Regions from separate parts of the Homo sapiens genome. Here region 2 is linked to region 1. Evidence: read pairs that join two places in POLR2A ChIA-PET (ENCODE). Cell type or tissue: A673. All regions are shown on one strand. Links, peaks and the distances in the headings refer to the core of each region. The heading gives the core; the rest is flanking DNA. Region 1 overlaps SCUBE1 (signal peptide, CUB domain and EGF like domain containing 1). Region 2 has its middle 21 kb from the start of SCUBE1.

The links. ChIA-PET counts read pairs that join two places held together with the same protein. Peaks named below come from ENCODE experiments on the same cell type or tissue, not always from the same donor. Only the 100,000 strongest peaks of a DNase experiment are listed, where the experiment ranks them.
Region 2: POLR2A ChIA-PET joins it to region 1 with 7 read pairs; 2 of 35 experiments call an interaction of 5 or more read pairs at or near these places.

Annotation. Positions count from the first base shown.
Region 1 is chr22:43,310,849-43,316,223 of GRCh38, forward strand. All of the region lies in intron 3 of SCUBE1 (signal peptide, CUB domain and EGF like domain containing 1), which reads right to left. Among named protein-coding and RNA genes, the nearest start is that of SCUBE1, 30 kb to the right of the region's middle. RefSeq lists enhancers at 1,274-1,854, 1,855-2,434, 3,101-3,602. In A673, for the core only: no CTCF peak of the experiment used is centred there; a DNase peak (open chromatin) is centred at 2,843; H3K27me3 peaks cover 471 bases.
Region 2 is chr22:43,362,123-43,367,497 of GRCh38, forward strand. No RefSeq gene overlaps it. Among named protein-coding and RNA genes, the nearest start is that of SCUBE1, 21 kb to the left of the region's middle. In A673, for the core only: no CTCF peak of the experiment used is centred there; no DNase peak of the experiment used is centred there; H3K27me3 peaks cover 789 bases.

The DNA of each region.
Region 1 (5,375 bases), core at 170-5,169:
ACTCACTGCAGCCTCAACCTCCTGGGCTCATGCAATCCTCCCACCTCAGCCTCCTTAGTAGCTGGGGCCACTGGCGCACACCTCCATCCCTGGCTAATTTTTTAAATTTCTGTAGAGATGGGGTCTTGCTATGTTGCCTAGACTGGTGTCAAACTCCTGGGCTCAAGTGATCCTCCTACCTTGGCCTCCCAAAGTGTTGGGATTATAGGTGTGAGCCACCAAGCCTGGCCTTGATACATATTGAGGTGGTTTCTTATGCAGCAATAGTAACTGGAATCCTACCCTACCCAATGCTGTCACCCTGCCCCCATCACTTTGTATCACATTATTTGTTTTATTATTTTTTTCAGTGGCTCTGACCTGGCTGAAGTTACTGAGTTACATGTTCACATGTTCACTGTCTTTCTCCTCTATGTAAGTTCATAAGCAGGGAGATGTTGTAGCCTTTGTTCACCACCATAGTAAGCACTGAAAACCATGTCTGGCATATAGCAGGCACTCAGAACAATTTTTTTGGAATAAACAAATGGATGAATACTAGGTGGAAGGCTTTAGTATTATTCCTAATGTAGCACTTTTTTTTTTTTTTTTGGACAGAGTCTCACTCTGTCGCCCAGGCTGGAGTGCAGTGGTGTAATCTCGGCTCATTGCAACCTCTGCCCCCCGGGTTCAAGTGATTCTCCTGCCTCAGCCTCCCAAGTGGTTGGGACTAGAGGCGCCTGCCACCAAATCTGGCTATTTTTTTTTTTTGTATTTTTAGTAGAAACGGTGTTTCACCATGTTGGTCAGGCTGGTCTCGAACTCCTGACCTCATGTGATCCACCCGCCTCGGTCTCTCAAAGTGCTGGGATTACAGGCATGAGTTACTGTGCCTGGCCCTAATATAGCACTTTCTACCCTTCATTAGAGTTGTGAATATTTCTGGCTTCCTCATGGACCTAAGAGCCCTGCGAGAGATATCTCATCTAATTAATCTTTACCTCTGCCCTATGCCTACCACTCTACATTATATCCTGGGTATTTAGGACCCTAAAACTCCCCTCAAATGGTTCTAAGCCTATCAGACGACACTTAGGCCTGAGTAAGACTTAGGCAAAAGGTGGCTGCTTTCAGGGTAAATGGCCAAAGCTTGCATATTTGCGTTAGGGTGTGTTGAGGCTCATCGTGGTATGGGGTGGAGCCAAGGGTGGGAAAGGCAGGGAGGGAGCAGGCATTGCCCGTGCTACCACTTTCTGGTGCAAAATCAGAGGCTTGTTAGGTGAGAGGGTTTTTAGATTACAAGGCATTTTGACAAATCCATTCATTCATTTATTCTACAAATATTTACTAAATGCCTACAATATATCTGACACTGCACTAGGTTCCAAGAAGAAAGACAGAAAGGTAAACAAGACAAATTCTGCTTTTGGGGAAGAAGAGAGGACCATGACACAGAGCTGCAGTGGAGATGTAACTGTGTGGCGTGGGTCACAGCAGACCTCTGAGCAAGGGGAGGTTTGGTTGGGGCTTGAAGGATGAGCAGGACCTCACCAGATCCCTGCTGGGGAGTAGCAGTCTGTCAACAGATTTGTGTAGGACTCTGCGGGTACAGGGAAGGCTGGCCCAGTGGGCACAGCTAAGCAAGGGTGAGAAATGGGGTTGGGGGGAGGCTGGTGGGGCCCTGGCCAGAGGGGTCTCAAGCTACTGTGGAAGCAATGGCCATGAGAGGAGGGTGCTGGAGCGGAGGGCTCCGTACAGTTGGATGGGGTAAGACAAGGTCCCAAGGGTGGCTCAAGGATGATGTGAGGTGCCTAAACAAGGCCACAAGCTCTGCCCTTGGCCCAAGGAGGCTGAACGAGCTATGGGGTGGAGGCGCCCTTGGTATGAGCTCTCTAGAGCAAGGGGTGCCCGCTGGCCCTTCAGCACACTCCCTGCCTGTGCCTGGCCTGGCACGTGCTGGGATTTCTGGATGCTCTCAGTGACTCCCAAACTCACGGATAGATACAGGCGTGCATATCTAACACCCTACGACAAGGAGGCCCTGGCCAGCCTCCCGGAGCTGGTGCAGTTCGGGCACTATGGGGCGGGGGTGGGCAGCAGGGCAGGCTTACAGGCTGAAATTGGCAAAATCCCAGACCTGGGCTCTAGTCCTAGCTCTACCACCTACTGTCTGTGTGAGCTTGGGTAGGTCACTTCCCCTCACTAGGCCTCAGTTTCCTCATTTGTAAAAAGAAGACACTAATGTCTTTGGATGCTGTGAGCACTAACAAGAGAACTGAGCACAGCATCCCGGGCAAATCCAGGCACACAGGAGGCTCAACCAAAGCTCCCGAATCTCACTCAAGTAGGACGGTCTACCCAGCACAAGGCTGGGCATAGGGTTGGTGCTCAATAAATGTTAATGAAATGGAGAGAGCTGGCTAATAAATCAATGCTTCTGAACCTGGATACAGATGACTTCTCTTCAACAGGGAAAAAAAGTGCCAAGAGGCAGGTCCAAAATTCAAACTGTGAGCAACTTGAGAGACGTATTTTTCAGTAAGTCAAGGTAAAGATCGGGGTCGAAGAAAACATCTGGCTAAGTGAACTAATGGCTTTAGAGAAAGAGGAGCCTTGCTTTGTGGAGACGGGAAGAAATTATCCACTGCTGGTTTTAATTTAAGATGAAAACAATCTTATTCTATTAGCCTAAATATTGCTCTGCTGTCCAATTGCATGGAGTTTGGAATAATATTTTTCAAACAGAACTACTGCTATTTCAAGTAATTACACAGCTAAAAGCAGCCATTTGGGGTTGAGCAAGATCTCATCATGGTTTCAATTCCCTCTGGTGTCATTTTCTGTTATATTTGAGAAATTCCTCAATAAAGATGTCAAATAGAGTGAGGGCTTTGCTCCCCAGAGGACAGACTTGGCCACCCTCCAGGACACAGTCACAGGCAGGCCATCTCCACAGGAAAATAACCTCGCTTACTCGAAAGAAAAGAAAAGGTTCAACTATGAAAACTTAGGCAAGAAAATAACTTGTAAGCCATCAGCCTCATTTCTCCTAATCAGCTCAGAACACTTTTCAAACTGGCCTGTTTATTTCTAAGGTGATCAGGGTTTTATCCCAGCCCCCATCCCTAAGGAATTCAGTGGTGGTTCAGAGAGGAATGTTACAACTGGACAAGACTCTTGACCCAGACTTCTTGAGACAAAACAGAGGAGGTGCGAACGGGCCTAACTATTCCTGATGGGCGATGGGCTGTGGGGTGAGGTTTAGTGACTGCCCAGAGGCAGCCAAGAATGCACAAGGCAGCGGAGACAGAGAACCTTCCAACAACTCAGTGGGCCACTCACAGCCACCAAATGCCCACTGGGGACAAAACCTTGTGCAGGAAGCTTTGTCAGGCAGCACAAAGAATTCCAAACATTTCCAGGCAGCACAATTTCAAGCAGGTAGTTAAATGGCCAAAGCTGGATGCAAGTAATAGGGAGTGGTGGAGACTGTGGCGAACAAGAGAGTACACACCCCCTCTGAAGCAGGCAGCTGCGGTGTAGTTCACTCTAGCTGCTGCCAGCACCACAGTGAGATGTGAGCGAGAGTGCTGTTGCCCTGGGCCCCCACACTTTGGGGGTCCCTGTTCTGCCTCTCCTGTGGCTGCAGCAGCACCCCCCTGACCCCACCACCATGGAGTAAGGGGTCCACAGGGGAGTCATGAGCACCTGGAACACACGCCTACCACTCCACATTACATGCTGGGTATTTAGGACCCTAAAACTCCCCCAAAAGGGTCCTAAGCCTATCAGACTACACTTAGGCCTGAGTAAGACTTAGGCAAAAGGTGGCTGCTTTCAGGGTAAATGGCCAAAGCTTGCACATTTGCATTAGGGTGTGCTGAGGCTCGTCATGGTGTGGGGTGGAGCCGAGGGTGGGAAGGGCAGGGAGGGAGCAGGCATTGCCCATGCTACCACTTTCTGGCGCAAAATCCAAGCAGTCTTCTAAATTCCAGTCTAGCCTCTAGGTCATTAGTTAGGAATATTTGTCAAGGTAGAAGAGGCAGAGTCATTCTTGTTTGGGAGCTTCTTAATTACTTTAATATTTTAGCCATGTGGGATAGGGGCCTCCATCTGGACTCCTGTCCCAAGTCCCGCAAACGTCAGGGGCTGGGTAACTGTGGCTGAGATGGAATGATGCTAGAAATATTGATTTTTTTTAATGTGATAACCCCTAATTTTTAAGTGTTGACAAATAATTTAATAAGAACAAATGATACCACCATGGGGACAAACCAAACATGTCTGTGGGCCAGATGGGGACTGTGGGTTGCCAGCTTGAAGCCTTTGCTGGAAAGTGATGACAATATCCAGCACCTGCACAGAATTTACATCTGTACACAAGCTCTGCACAATCTCCTTTCAGATTTAATCATGACACCGACCCTCCGAGACAAGTATTACTGACCCATTTCACAGTTAGGGGAACTGAAGCTTGGTGGGCTAGAGGAACAGGTCCCGAACTATAAAACTCATGAGCGGTGACACCTGAATTTGAGCCTAAATCTTCAAACTCCAAGCCCAGCTGACTCTTACAGCATGATTTATTTCTGCCAACACTGATTAAGCCCCATGATCCTAGAGTACGAGGTACTCCAGTTCTTACAGCATTTCATGGATGAGGGAGCTGAGACTCCAAGAAGTCGGTTAACTAGCTTGAGGTCACATGGTCAGGATGGGTTGGTGCCTGTTGGAACCAAGGTCCGGCTTCTCTAGAGCTGGAGTTTTGTCTTGAGAAAGAGAAAGCCTGAACAGAAAGAACTCTGTTGGGAAGGGTCTGCCCTCAGCTAAAGGCAGAGGAGCAACAGAGAGAGCCTTTTCTTGGCTGCTGTGTGTGCAAGTTAGAGCCGCGTGAGGTTGCAATCTGTGCTCAGAGGTGGTGGGGCGGGGGAGGGGGGGAACCTTACCCAGTTCTTTTAAATTAATCAGTGTAAACATAATCCATTGTGAAAACAATGTTGTTGAGACAAAGGCCCACACAGACTCACTGCTAGTCTGCAGGCTGCTGGCGTCAGGCTCTGGGGACACTGGGAGTACTTGCTGTAGCCAAGAACAGGGTATTTACAAACAGGTGGTTCTGCACAGGTAAGAGTACAGTGGCTGGAAGGAGAGTTCCACGTGTCAGGCACAGCCGTGGGAGCGCACATGGTGGGGACTGGTCCCCACGAGGTCTTGGAGGCATCAAACCACTCCACATCAACACATCTCATCTGGAAGCCAGTGACCAGATGAATGCTGGTTACATGTTGAATATTTGGTGCCAGACACTCTGCTACATGCTCCACGTCCATGATCTCATTTAATCCTCACAAGAGCCCTACCAGATAGGGACTATGCCTTCCATTTTTCAAGTGAGG
Region 2 (5,375 bases), core at 82-5,081, 51 kb after region 1:
AATAAAAGTAAAACAAAATGCAGCTGCCTTTGAGTCAACAATTGTCCATTCAGGAATCTACAGAAATACTTACCCATGGACAGAGATATCTGTTCAAGGGTGTTCAGGACACCATCACTGATAACAAGGAAAACTTGAAAACAACATAAATATATTCCAGTAGGGGAAAGGCTGAGTAAATTATGGCACAAACACAATAGATTTTTTTTTTTTTTTAGACGGAGTCATGCTCTGTCACCCAGGCTGGAGTGCAAGTGCATGAACTCAGCTCACTGCAACCTCTGCCTCCCAGGTTCAAGCAATTCTCCTGCCTCAGCCTCCCCAGTAGCTGGGATTACAGGCACTCACCACCACGCCAAACTAATTTTTGTAGTTTTAGTAGAGACAGGGTTTCACCATGTTGGCCAGGCTGGTCTCGAACTCCTCACCTCAGGTGATCCACCGGCCTCGGCCTCCCAAAGTGCTGGGATTACAGGTGTGAGCCATCGCGCCTGGCCACTATAGAATATTAATATGCAACATTTAAAGAGTGTCTTGAAAAAATGGTCCTGCTACATTGTGACAAAAGCAAGTTTTGAAACAGGATTTGCCTGTGATCCTGTGTTTGCAAAAACACAACAAACTAAAAAACCCTGTTTGTATGATGTGAGTGTATGTGTGTATTTTTATAAAGAAAGTCTCAAAAAGCGACACATCTGAATGTGAATAGTGGTTTTCTCCTGGGAGTGAGATTAAGATCCCTAATAGGGGCTGGGAACAGTGGCTCATGCCTGTCATCCCAGCATTTTGGGAGGCCAAGGTGGGCGGATCATCTATCAGGAGTTCGAGACCAGCCTGGCCAACCATGGCCAACATGGTGAAACCTCGTCTCTACTAAAAATACAAAAAAAATTAGCTGGGTGCAGTGGCAGGCACCTGTAATCCCACCTACTCGGGAGGCTGAGGTAGGAGAATGTCTTGAACCCAGGAGGTGGAGGTTGCAGTGAGCCAAAATGGTGTCACTACACTCCAGCCTGGGCGACAGAGCAAGACTGTCTCAAAAAAAAAAAAAAAAAAAAATCCTTAATAGGGACTTTTGCTTTACTGTGTACCCCACAGTGTCATGGAATGGCTTTGTAATTGGCATTCACTGCTTTTGCAATTCAAACAATTTTTTAAAAAACCATAAAAGTAAAATTAATCCGTAGAGCTTCCTGCGCACATAGTAGGTTCTCACTTAATATTCATGGCAGGCGGGGGTCCGACGGTCTGTGTGCCGCGGCGCCTCCCCTGTCACACTGTGCCTGAGGGATGTTGCTGGGACGGATGTTAGAGAAGCCCAAAGCTGGCGGCCATATTTCTCTGGGGGACTGCTGTAAGTCCAGAGCTCTGTTTAGCTGGCCAAAAGTTTTATTTGTGAGTAGATTAAGAAAAAATAAAATAAAAAATGTAAAGCAATCCAGCCCTCCTTCCCGTCCCATGTGGGTGAATGGGGAGGCTTCAGGCAGGCCTGTCCCGGCGCCTGCAGAATCACCGGCCCACAAAACAAACGAATGGATTGTGGATTTGGATTTTGGATCGTGAGGAAAGAAACAGACATTATGCACGCCTGCCCGAGCTCCCAGGCTGTCACTCGCCAGGCTCAGCTTCCCCCAGTGGTGCCCTGGGAGACCCTCCCCCGCTCCACTCCATCCCAACTACCTCCTCCCTCTCCCACCTCCAACCCCACTAAAAGACTTTTTGAAGTTGATCAATGAAACATGTTTTATTAAAGGGCCCTATTCCTGAGCAGGGACTCTGCGAGGCCTTCATTAGTTCCACATAATGAAAGAATGGGCCGATTCAAGGAGACCGGGGAGAGAAAAGAGGGAAAATTAGAGTTCAGTCTGCTCACTTAAAAAAAAAAGGGGGAGGGGGTGGGGTGGAAATTGTGGATTTGCTAAATAAAGCTCCTGGCTGCATTCAGAGCTTGGGGAAGGGTCCCCCACTCAATCCTCTTAGGCCTGACAAAGTCGGACCTGGAGATGGTCTGTCCGAGCGGCCGGCATTCTATGTCGGGATGGAAGGGCAATGGGCTGTTTAAATTGCTACTTAGGTTTCCAGCTGTTTTACCAGTGATTTGCCCAACTTAATAGCTGTTTAAGGCTTTAAACAAGAAAATAGCTCTACTCACGACTCAAAGAAGCAGCTCCGGTTAGTTCAGACGGCGCCCATTGTCCAGGGCTTAAATCCTTCTCCGCAGCCGAATTCCCTTGCCCCCTCTGGTCCGCCCAGACTTTGTCCAGCTACAGAGAGGCTTTATTTATCTTTTTAACATTCTGGTTTTCCGAGCCTGCGTCCAGGGGGCTTCTTCCTAAGAGCTTATTTTGGGGGGAATGTCTGCCTGCTGCCTCTGAGCATTCCTCCAACACATTAACAACAAATGATGATGATAATGGTAGGACCTGGGTACTGAGAGCCTACTATGTGCCAGGCCTTGGATACAGCACTTTTCTTAACTCATACTGTTTCCTTCTCACCCAGGTCTACAAAGGAGGTGGCTTCTGCCATGATGGCCATTTTACAGATGGGGAAACTGAGGCACAGAAGAAGGGGCCACTTGGCCAAGTTCACATAGGGGCATACAGCAGGGTCAGGGATGGTCTGAATTCCAGAGTCTGGGCTCTTGACCACTACCCTGCTGCCGGATGGCTGTGGGAGCTTGGGCCACCTAAAACAGGCCAGGGGAGGAGACTCCAGGGATCTGGGGTTCTAGCTTCATTCTTCTGACAACGTGTATGAGAGCCAGCTGTTGGGCCCAGTTTTCAGGAAAAACTGCAGGGGTGTAGGGAGGGGGCAGCAGAGAAAGGGGGTCAAGAAACTTAGGAACCTCATCTGGAAGGTGGGAGGAGTCTGACCTTAGCCATCTCTATCCAGAACCCACCTTTCATTGCACGAAAATAATTCTCCATCCATCATGATTTAACCCTAATATGCTAAAAAGCAACACATTTTTCTTATGACAAAAGTTAAACACGTAAATTACAGAGAGCTTGAAATATATAAAATTAGGTAAAGAGAGCATATAAAATGTTTGGCGTTGTCCTTGGCATGGCGTGTTTAACATGAGTAAGCTATCATCATCAGCATTATCAATGTTTTTTTGAGTCGGAGTTTCTCTCTTATTGCCCAGGTTGGAGGGCAGTGGCACAATCTCGGCTCACTGTAACCTCCGCCTCCTGGGTTCAAGCGATCCTCCTGCCTCAGCCTCCTGAGGAGCTGGGATTACAGGCATGCATCACCATGCCTGGCTAATTTTGTATTTTTAGTAGAGATGGGGTTTCCCCATGTTGGTCAGGCTGGTCTTGAACTCCTGACCTCAGGTGATCCACCCGCCTCGGCCTCCCAAAGTCTTGGGATTATAGGCGTGAAGCACAGTGCCCAGCCTATCAATGTTATTATCTTGAAGATACTCAAAACCTGGGGCATTTTGGTGTATTATATTTCCTTCCAGTCTTTTTCTTCATCCGTGCATACCTACCCAACCTTAATTGTAATTATACTTGCTCTATTTTGAATATGCTTGCTTTGTCTTAGATTCTCTAAGAATCACCAAGCTGGAATGCTTTGATGAAGGCTTATAGATTTCCCTGTTATAACCCTATGGCCTCTGATTCCTGCACCTCATTGCACACTATAGATTATGCGGAAGGGCACACACAATTGGTGGTAAAGGAAGTCATTAGAGATGGGTGGGAGACCTTGTGGGTGAACAAAGGCCAGCAGGAGGGGGAGCCCCTGGATAAGGTATGTGGTCAAGGCTTGGTTTGCAGGAGATAGAAACTGGGTGTCTGGCCAGACCATGGAGAGAGAGGCTGGAGCCAGAATCTGGAGGCTCAAGGTCAGAATCAGTGAAGGGAGTCAGCCTTAATTCCCTAGGCGATGGGGAGCCACAGATGGTTCAGGTCAAGATTGGTGTTTGAATGGCTCACATTTAAGACACCAGGAAAGGCAGCCCTGGGGTCCAACATCACTTATGGCAGGAAAGCGACCACCTTTGCAACAGAATTGGCTTCCTAACCTTCCTCAGCTGCAGCTTGGGAATGAGACCAGAGTCCTGAATTCGTGGGCTGGGCCAGGCTGGAGCTCCCGATGTGTGTTTGCTTCTCTGGTGTGTAGGAGGGAAGAGTGGGCAGGGGTGACCGCCCACCCACCCCAGACACACAGAGGTAAGATCACCTCACTCAGCTTTGTCATTTGGTGAGTAAGTTTGAAAAATATCAATTTATTTCATTCTCCTGTTTCACAGATGGGAAAACTGAGGCCCAGGGAGGGAAGGGGATGAGCTGAGGAGCTTGTGGTAGGTAAGTGGCAAAGGTGAAGAAATCAAAATGTCTTACATTTGTACCACAACTTGCAATTTCCTGACAATCCCCCTACTCACCCCACCCCACTCCACCCCACTGCCCCCTTTTTTTTTTTTTCTGAGACGGAGTCTCACTGTGTCCCCCAGGCTGGAGTGCAGTGGTGTGATCGTGGCTCACTGCAAGCTCCGCCTCCTGGGTTCATGCCATTCTCCTGCCTCAGCCTCCCGGTAGCTGGGACTACAGGCGCCTGCCACCACGCCTGGCTAATTTTTTGTATTTTTAGTAGAGATGGGGTTTCACAGTGTTAGCCAGGATGGTCTCGATCTCCTGACCTCGTGATCCGCCCGCCTTGGCCTCCCAAAGTGCTGGGATTACAGGCGTGAGCCACCGCACCTGGCCCCCACTGCCCTTTTAAAAAATATACTTAACAATGAAAACAAAACAATATTAATGCTATAATTTTTGCTGCTGGAGAAGGTATAGGAACACAGCTCACATACAATTGGTCAGAGTATAAACGACTGTAACCCTACGGGAGGCAGTTTGGAAACATCTTTCAAAATTTTCATAGCAAACCAGCATTTACTGCGAAGTTCCATTGCCAAGAATTTCTACTACAAATGTGTTTACACATGGATGCAAAGATGTGTGTACAAGGATGTTCATCATGGTACCACTTTTCATTCTAAACTGGGAGGAAAAAAACCCTAAATGTCCATAAACAGGGACTGGTTGAATAAATGTTGCTACATCCACACATGAAGTATTATACAGCCATTAAAAGGAGTGGAATAGACCAATTCATACTCCCACTACAGTGTTTGAGAATGGCTATTTTTCCATATATTTGGGGTATTTTCAAACTTACAAATCTTGGCCAATTGGATAGGTTTTTAACCTATCCCCAAAGGGCATTGTATTGTTTCTTGATGATGAGTGAGCTTGAACATTTTTCATATGGCTACCATTTACTTGAATTTGTTTTTCTGGGAGTTGCTTTTTCATATTCAGATTTTGTCAATTATCTGTTAGGTTTTAAGTCTTTCTTTC